Regions from separate parts of the Homo sapiens genome. Here region 2 is linked to region 1. A link is an interaction called in ENCODE POLR2A ChIA-PET data of the cell type or tissue named here. Cell type or tissue: Panc1. All regions are shown on one strand. Region 1 overlaps CUX1 (cut like homeobox 1). Region 2 overlaps COL26A1 (collagen type XXVI alpha 1 chain).

Region 1 (5,000 bases):
TCTTCCAGCCAGAACGCATCATCCTGTCCCCAGAGTGCCTGGTCTGCTCCACAGTCGCCTGTCTGGCCACAAACCCAAAGAAGACCCTGACAACCCCTCCCTACTCCCAGCAGGGCACTGACCTATTTTGCTTGTGGGCGTCTAGGAACCAAAGTAGATGCTCGCACATCACACTCAATAAGTACTCATTAACAAGGAGAAGGCGAGAAGCAGGGGGAAATTCAGCTAAGAATGTTTTATGTAACCACTTCCATAAGGCAAAGAATAGATAAAGCATCTAAGACAAGATACGGGCCCTCAAAGCATGTACAATCTTAAGAGCAGGCTGGAAAGAGGGGAAAAGTTAATGCAATAACAAGAAAACAGGCACCCTGTTTAGAAAATGGGCTAAGGTGGCCGGGCGCAGTGGCTCACACCTGTAATCCCGGCACTTTGGGAGGCCAAGGCAGGCAGATCACCTGAGGTCAGGAGTTCGAGACCAGCCTGGACAACATAGTGAAACCCCATCTCTACTAAAAATACAAAAATTTGCTGGGTGTGGTGGCACACACCTGTAACCCCAGCTACTTGGGAGGCTGAGGCAGGAGAATCGCTGGAACCTAGGAGGTGGAGGTTGCAGTGAGCCAAGATGGCACCACTGCACTCCAGCCTCTCCAGCCTGGGCGACAGAGCAAGACTCTTTCCAAAAAAAACAAAAAAACGGAAAATGGGCTAAGGATCTCAAAAGAAAACACATAAGGCCTGGCGCAGTGGCTCACGTAATCCCAAAAACTTTGGGAGGCCAAGACAGGAGGATCACCTGAGGCCAGGAGTTCAAGGCTACAGTGAGCCATGATCGCACCACCGCACGCCAGTCTGCACAACAGAGTGAGACCCTGTCTCTCTCTAAAAAAAGACATGCAAACGGCTGACAGGTATATGAAAAGCTGCTCAACATCTTTAATCATCTGGAAAATTTGACTCAAAACCACGATGAGGTATCACCTGATACCTGTTAGAAGGGCTATTACCAAAAAGACACACGAGTGCTAGTGAGACATGGAGAAATGGGCATCTTTGTACACTGTTGGTGGGAATGTAAATTGGTACAGCCATTATGGGAAACAGTACGGAGGTTCCCCCCAAAATTAATACGATCCAGCAACACCACAAAGGGATTGAAATCAGTATTGTTAAGAGTTATCTGCACACTCATGTATACTGCGGCACTATTTACAATAGAAAGATATGGAAACAGACTAAGCATCCAACAACAAATACATGGGTAATAAACATGTGATTTTCTATACACACGGTCATCCCTTGGTACACGCAGGAGATTGGTGCTAGGACCCCCTGCGTGTACCAAAATCTGCACATACTCAAGGTCCCCCAGTCCTTGAAAAGGGTAAAAGTTTTACTTAAGCAAGAAAAGTAGGTTTTCTTTTCCAAGGTACAGCATGGTGACTATAGTTAATAATCTTGTAATCATATATATGACATTTGCTAAGGCAGTAGATCTCAAGTGTTCTCAACACACACACACACACACACACACACACACACACACACACACACACAGTGAGCTAATGGGTATGTTGTCAGATTGTGGAAATCACTTCGTAATGTATGCATGTATCAAAACATCACATTGGGCTGGGTGTGGTGGATCACGCCTGTAATCCCACCACTTTGGGAGAATGAGGTGGGAGGATCGCTTGAGGTCAGGAGTTCAAGACCAGCCTAGCCAACGTGGCAAAACCTCGTCTCTACAAAAAATAAAAAAATTAGCCAGGCGTGGTGGCACACGTCCACAGTCCCTGCTAATCAGGAGGCTGAGGCTTGAACCCAGGAGGTGGAGGTTGCAGTGAGCTGAGACTGTGCTGCTGGAGTTCAAGACCAGCCTGGGCAACGCAGCCAGACTTCGGCTTTACTAAAATCGAAAAAATATAAAATTAGCCTGGCCAGGAGCCTATAGTCCTAACTGCTTGGGAGGCTGAAGCAGGAAGATTGCTTGAGCCCGGGAGGTCAAGGCTGCAGTGAGCCCTGATTATGCCACTGCACTCCAGCCTGGGTGACAGAGGGAGATCCTGTCTCAAAAAATAAAAACCCCAAACCATCACATTATACACTATAAATATATACAACTTTTCTTTGTTAATGATACTTTAATAGAGCTGAGGATAAAAAAAGAGGGAAAAAGTTAGAAATAGGTTGAGATGGTCAGGAAAATGATCAAAGGAGATAGACTTTTCGGTTCAGCCCTAAAGGATGGAAATGAGTTTTATAGGTAGGGAACAGCAAAAGGGTCTTAACAATAACAGAGCCTTCAGGAAATCAAAAAGTATGTTCAGGTGACTCATAATACACAGGCCAGTTCGGCCAGAGTAGAAGTCCAGGACTTTGAAGCTGGAAAAATATTTCAAAGGCAAGTCATGGAGCTTCTAACATGCCAATCTAAGAAGACTGAGTGGGCAGAGAGAGTCACAGAACTTGTTACCAGGAGAAAGAGCTCTTTCAGGGAACCGAGCCCAGTGGTTCCTACAACTAGCAGTGCATGAGCATCAGAGGTGGGCTTTGAAAAATGACAGATTCTAAGGTTCCACCCCAGGCCTTCTACACCGGAATGTCAGGGTAGGAGCCTGGGGAGCTGTATTTCTGGAAACATGTGAGCAATTCTCATAGGGCCAGTGCAGCACTGGTCCAACCCAGCAGCAGCTTTGGGAGCCACTGATCTGGTCCAACCTTCTCTAATCCTATTTCACCCATGATGCTTAATGCAGTATTTAGGCAAGTACTGGTAAGATGGGGACAGAAACAGGTACAAAGACACATACACACACACACACACTCACACACTCACTCACACTCACACACACATCCTCCCTTCTACATTTTAGAAGCATAAGGCCTTGGTAAGCAAACTATAAGGGCAGAATGTCTTTAGGCTCAAAACCAAAAGGGAGAGATAGCGCCAAATCCTAACCACTAGGCGGATCACCTGAGCTAGGAGTTTGACACCAGCCTGGCCAACATGGCAAAATCCCGTCTCTACTAAAAATACAAAAAATTAGCCAGGCATAGTGGTGTGCACCTGTAGTCCCAGCTACTTGGGAGGCTGAGGCAGGAGAATCGCTTGAACCCGGGAGGTGGAGGTTGCAGTGAGCCGAGATCATCCACTGCACTCCAGCCTGGGTGACAGAACAAGACTCCATCTCAAAAAAAAAAAAAAAAAAAATCAAAAGGGAGATATAAATGAAGCCCTATTAGAGATGAGAAGAGGAAGAATCTGTTTCTGGCTGGGTATTTTGGGAAGACTTGGAGGATCTGGCATTTAGAAGGATGGATAAGGCAAGGGCATGGTGGCTCATGCTTGTAATCTCAGCATTTCGGGAGGCCAAGGCGGGTTGATCACTTGAGGCCAGGAGTTCAAGACCAGCCTGAACAACATGGTAAAACCCCATCTCTTCTAATAATACAAAATTAGCCGGACATGGTGGCGCACACCTGAAATCCCAGCTACTCAGGAGGCTAAGGCAGGAGAATCGCTTGAACCCAGGAAGCAGAGATTATGGTGAGCCACTGCACTCCAGCCTGGGTGACACAGAGAGACTCTATTTCAAAAAAAAAAAAAAAAAAAAAAAAAAAGAATGGATAAGAGGTGACAATCTCCCTGGCAGGTGGTCGTCCAAGCAATTCTCCTGTTTCAACCTCCCAAGTAGCTGGTGCCACCACCATGCCTGGCTAATTTTTTTATTTTTGTTTTTTTTTTGTATTTTTAGTAGAGACAGGGTTTCACTATGTTGGCCAGGCTGGTCTTGAACTCCTGACCTTGTGATCCACCCGCCTCAGCCTCCCAAAGTGCTGGTATTACAGGCATGAGCCACTGTGCCCAGCCAGCTCATCCCATTTTTGAACAGATTTACATTGCTGGAGAATGTCCTTTTCGGTTCTGCTAGCGATAGTCAACCAAAGTACTGCTCCAGTGAGTCTCATGAGGTTTCAGAGCTACGGAGCTCCTTGGGGGAGGATCTGGGTAACCCACTCGTTTTACAGATGAGCAAAGTCGGGCAGAAAGAGGCCCCGAGACTCACCCAAGGTCACAGAGGTGGTGGGCGGCAGCGCCTGGACTGGCTCCCTGTGAAATGCTCTTTGGAGCGAACCACATGGACGCCCTGGCTTTATTTAGCAATGGCCTTTAGATCTGAATGCTTAAATATGTTACAGCTCAACAGATATGGGCTGCAAGATGGGCAGCAGACTCGTAGTCACTTTTAACTCATTCATAGACTGCTGTAGTTCACCCAACTTTATTTCCCCAATTATTTGATTAGAATCTGTCAAATCATCCTGCCGGTGCCCATGGGGAATTTGCTTTCTACTGTACGTCTTTGAAAGGGCCTAGTTCAAAGGGGAGACCAAAGGGTCCCTACAAAGAGACTTAAGGGTTCTGCCTACAAGGCCCTGGCATGACCCGGGCCCTACTAACTTCCTTGGTATTGCTCCCTGCCAGGCAAGCCCATCCCTGCAGAGCCCTGGCACTCACTGCCCCCATCTTCCTGCTGCTCTTTCCCAGCTCTGAGTGTGGCTGGTTCTCCTTGCTTCTTTCCTCTGATGTTCCGTCATCCTCCCTGGAGAGGCCTCCCTGGATGACTGAAGAAGTCACTACCACCTCTTCCCGCTCTACCCCAAGACCCAGTGTGTCTCCCTCGCAGTGCCTGGCGCCATCTAACATTGCCTTTTGTGTTTATCATCAGTTTCCCTTCATTAGAATAGCAGGATCCTAGTTGACTGTATTCAATGAGACATCTTTAGCAACTGTTTGGCCCATAGCTGGAAGCAGGAGGCTCCCGAAAAGGTTGCGTTGAATGAAGACCAGAGAGTAAAACCCAGCCTCCGAGAGCACGTCCTGCATGCAGCTCTGAACGTGGCCAGCGCGCTGCATGTAAGGGAGACATTCAGCACAAAGGGAAGTTTCAGATCATTCCTTGGTCCCTCCCTCAGGCCATGTCAGCAGGTGA
Region 2 (5,000 bases), 520 kb after region 1:
CTCTGTCTCAAAAAAAAAAGAAAAAGGAAAAGAAAAGAAAAAGAAAACGCAGTTCTGCTCCAGCTAAAAAGATACCATGGCCAATAGGAGGGCAGCATGGCCCACTGTGGCTGTCCCCAAGGAGACTGGCTGGATCCCCATTATCAAAATCCCATTGAGAGGTGAGCCAGCAGGGTAGCATTGGGGTGTCAGTGTAAAGGCTGGACTGCCATGTAGGAGGGGGGTCAAAGGAAGAAAGTCTCTACGTTTGGTCACTTTCTAACTTAAGTAAGAATGAAGTGCCAGGTGCAGTGGCTCACACCTGTAATCCCAGCACTTTGGGAGGCCAAGGTGGGCGGATCACGAGGTCAGGAGATCGAGACCATCCTGGCTAACACAGTGAAACCCCGTCTCTACTAAAAATACAAAAAATTAGCCGGGCGTGATGGTGGGCACCTGTAGTCCCAGCTACTCAGGAGGCTGAGGCAGGAGAATTGCTTGAACCCGGGAGGCGGAGCTTGCAGTGAGCCAAGATCATGCCACTGCACTCCAGCCTGGGTGACAGAGAGAGACTCCATCTCAAAAAAAAAAAACCAAAAAAACAGTGAAGTCAGAGGCCAGGCTCAGTGGCTCACACCTGTAATCTCAGCACTTTGGGAGGCTGAGGAGGGCAGATCACGACTTCAGGAGATCAAGACCATCCTGGCTAACACAGTGAAACCCCGTTTCTATTAAAAATACAAAAAATTAGCTGGGCATGGCGGCACACGCCTGTAGTCCCAGCTACTCAAGAGGCTGAGGCAGGAGAATGGCTTGAACCCAGGAGACAGAGGTTGTAGAGAGCTGAGATCACGCCACTGCATTCCAGCCTGGGTGACAGAGCAAGACTCTGTCTCAAAAAAAAAAAAAAAAAAAAAAAAAAAAGAATGAAGTCAAACTATGGATACTGAGTGGGAACTATCTCAGCACTCTTGCTCCACCTGGCTCTTAGAAAGCTGGCATCAAAGGCCATGCCACACACTCACAAATCATAAGATTCATAAGATTCTTCTCTGGGGCACCCATTCTCAATGATATGAAAGCAAGTGCCTGGACCATGACTGGGCATGGACAAAGTCTGTCTATAACCCTGGGGGTTCTGTTGACTTGGCTGGCAGAGTCTGTTTTTCTCCCTCTCTGCCTCCACATCCAACCCTTATTCAAGGTTGATGGGTCTTGCACCATGGCTGGACCACAGGCCAAAGCATCTTCCCCCCAGCAAGATCTAATGAAAAACTACTGTTATAGAATTATTAAGCTAGTTTAGCAAGGTGGCTGGAATATAAAGACAGTTTACAAAAATCAATCATATTCCTACCTACGACAAGCAAATAGAAAAAGAAATTAAGTGATACCATGTACAAAAGCATCATAAAGTATGAAATTACATAGGACTAAATCTCCTGAAAACTATAAAACACCACTGAGAGAAATTAAATAACTAAATAAATGGAAAGATATACTATGTTCATGGATTGGAAGACTCAATATTATAAAGATGTTAATTCTCCCCATCCCAGTAAAAATTGCAGCTGGTGTGTTACACTAGTACATTGAACATGTCAGTGTCTATACCACTGGGTTGGTGTGTTACGCTGGGACATCAAACATGTCAGGTCTATACCTCTGGAAACAACAGAGCATTTTCTGGCTGTAGGTGCCTGATAAATTGTCTTGATTTTCCTTTGTAACTCAACTGTATAGAAGGTTTTTCCCTTAGCAGTAGGGGGAGTACAGGTGATTAATCATCGATGTCACTGCAATAGTCGTTTTTTTTTTTTTCTTTGAGACAGAGTCTCACTCTGTCACCCAGGCTGGAGTGCAGTGATGCCATCTTAGCTCACTGCAACCTCTGCCTCCTGGGTTCAAGCAACTCTAGTGCCTCAGCCTCACGAGTAGCTGAGATTACAGCCACCCACCACCATGCCCGGCTAATTTTTTGTATTTTTAGTAGAGACAGGGTTTCACCATGTTGGTCATGCTGGTCTCGAACTCCTGACCTAAAGTGATCCGCCCACTTGAGCCTCCCAAAGTGCTGGGATTACAGGTATGAGCCACTGTGCCTGGCCACAATTGTTGTTTTTGAAAATAAATAAATAAATATATATAAATTCTTCCAGTTGATCTATAGAGTCAATGCAATCCCAGTCAAAATCCCAGTAGACTTTTTTTTTTGGTGGAAATTGTCCGATTGATTCCAAAATGTATATGAAAATACAAATGTCCAAGACTAGTCAAGGCAGTCTTGAAGAAGAACAAAAGTAAAAGATTTATACTACTAGAATTGAGACCTTGTTACAAAACTATAGTAATTAAGACACGAGACAGATGGATGGTACAAAGTTAGACAAATAGATCCACACTTACACATCACTTGGCTTATGAAAAAGGCGCAAATGCAGTATAGAAGACAAAGGATAGACATATCAATAAATGGTGCTGGTCAATTGGATATACAAATGAAAAAGAAAAGTAAAAGAATCTGACTCCTAATCCATACCACGTGCAAAAGTCAATTCCAGTTGGATTGTAGATCTAAACATAAAGGGTAAAAAAATACAGCATTTGGAAGAAAACATAGGTGACTACCTATATGACCTCAAAATAGAGTTCTTAAGCAGGATGCAAGAAGCATTACCATTTAAAAAAATTGATAAAGTAGACCACATTAAAATTAAGAATTTCTCGGGCCAGGTGTGGTGGCTCACGCCTGTAATTCCAGCACTTTGGGAGGCTGAGGCAGGTGGATTATTTGAGGTCAGGAGTTTGAGACCAGCCTGGCCAACATAGTGAAACCTCATCTCTACTAAAAATACAAAATTAGCCAGGCATGGTGGCGCATGCCTGTAATCCCAGCTACTCGGGAGACTGAGGCAGGAGAATGGCTTGAACCCGGGAGGCGGAGGTTGTGGTGAGCCGAGATCGTGCCATTGCACTCCAGACTGGGCAACAAGAGCAAAACTCCACCTCAAAAAAAAAAAAAAAGAATTTCTTTTCATCAAAAGACACCATTAAGAGAATGAATGAAGAAGTATATCACCAACTGGAAGAGGATTCTTGGAATATGTGTATGCACAAAATAAGAGCTCCAAATGGCCAATGATCATATGAAGAGGGGGTCAAGTTCATTTGCCATATCAGGGAAATGTAAATTAAACCACAATGTGATACTCCCACATAGCCACTAGAATGGCTGATATTAAAAAGACTAACAGTTACTCTTTTTTTTTTTTTTAACCAAGTATTAGAGAGGATGCGGAGCAACTGGAACTGTCTGTCATACACTGCGGGTGGGAGTATCAATGGTACAACCACTTTTAAAACCCCTTTGGCAGTCTCTAATAAGGCTGAATATAAGCCCGCTCTATGACACAACAACTCCATTCCCAGATATCTCCTCCCTTCCCATGAAAATACAAGCCAGGATATAATAAACTTCAGCATCAAACATCTTCCTGATCTCTGTCTTAAGTCCCTGTTACTCCAGTGGAAGCCCCTCTCTGCTTTTTCTAGACTTAGTGGAAATGGGAAATAGTTGCTGGGGGCTGCAGGAGAAGCTGTTCCCAAACATGGTGAGGAAGCCTCACCAGATGCCTGATTTTGATCTTAGACTTCTCAGCCCCCAGAGCTGTGAGGAAATAAACTTCTGTTCCTTATAAATTACCCAGTGTCCAATATTTTGTTCTAGTAGCACAAAACAGACTGAGACAGATGGATATACGAAAAGTTATCCCATCCAGAGGGCTAAGTGCTGTAAGCCAGTTGGGCACAGGTGCAAGGCAATTGGCGAGAAGGTGGGTGCCTAAGTTCCCTTGGAGTGGTCAAGGAAGGCTTCCTGGAGGAGGTGGTGCTTAATTAGGAGCCAGCTGACCAATGCGGGTGTGAGGGAGGGTTGGGAGCCACTTCTAGATGAGAGAACAAGACAGGCACGAAATTCATTCACAAAATGAATAAATATGTTCACTGAAAGGCATGCACAAGAACGTTCATGGCAGCATTGCTCAGAATAACCCAAAATTAGAAACAGCCCAAATTCCTATTAATGGCCAACTGGATAAATAAATTGCATATCACAAAATGAAATGCAACACGGTCAGAACAGTAGGCAAACCACATGCAACAGTGTGGACGAGTCTCACAGAACACGTCAGGTGAAGGCGGACAGACTCAAACAAGTACCTACTGTCTGATTCCATTTATCTGAAGTTCAGAAACAAGCGGAAGAGTCTAAGGTGTTGGAATTCAGGTGAGTGGTTACCCGTGGGGAGAGTCACAGTTGAAAGAGGCAAGAAGAGGGCTTTCAAGATCATGAGAACGTTCTTTGTTAATGTGGGTGCTGGTTACACAGGCATGATCAGTTTGTAATAAACATGCCAAAGTGTTCTCTTAATTGTCCTCAAATGCCAATCCAACCTTGTCACCCTATGTGCTGCTGCTGTGGCCTACTTGCCATGCTCTGTGCACCTCTTGCTCTCCTAAGCCTTTACCAGTCTTGTACTCTCATCTAGAAATGGCTCCCAACCCTCCCTCACACCTGCATTGGTCAGCTAGCACCACCTCTTTCAGGAAGCCTTCCTTGACCACCCCAAGGGCACTTAGGCACCCACCTTCCCACCAATTGCCATGCACCCTGTACACAACTGGCTTACAGAATTTAGCACCCTGGATGGGATCACTTTTTGTATATCCACCTGTCTCAGTCTATTTTGCATTATGAGAACCAAATACCTGAGATAGGGTAATATGGTTTGGCTCTGTGTCCCCACCCAAATCTCATCTCGAATTGTAATCCCCATGTATCAAGGGAGGGACACGGTGGGAGGTGACTGGATCATGGGGGTGGTCTCCCCGTGCTGTTTTTGTGATAGTGAAGGAGTTCTTATGAGATCTGATGGTTTAAAAAGTGGCAGTTCCCCCTGCACACATTCTCTCTCCTGCTGCCTTGTGAAGACACGCCTTGCTTCCCCTTTGCCTTCCACCAT

The links. Peaks named below come from ENCODE experiments on the same cell type or tissue, not always from the same donor. Only the 100,000 strongest peaks of a DNase experiment are listed, where the experiment ranks them.
Region 2: POLR2A ChIA-PET joins it to region 1 with 10 read pairs; 3 of 35 experiments call an interaction of 5 or more read pairs at or near these places.

Annotation. Positions count from the first base shown.
Region 1 is chr7:102,039,884-102,044,883 of GRCh38, reverse strand. The region is part of intron 3 of CUX1 (cut like homeobox 1); the gene reads right to left. Among named protein-coding and RNA genes, the nearest start is that of CUX1, 220 kb to the right of the region's middle. In Panc1, no CTCF peak of the experiment used is centred here; a DNase peak (open chromatin) is centred at 2,386.
Region 2 is chr7:101,521,075-101,526,074 of GRCh38, reverse strand. All of the region lies in intron 3 of COL26A1 (collagen type XXVI alpha 1 chain), which reads right to left. Among named protein-coding and RNA genes, the nearest start is that of LINC01007, 45 kb to the left of the region's middle. In Panc1, no CTCF peak of the experiment used is centred here; no DNase peak of the experiment used is centred here.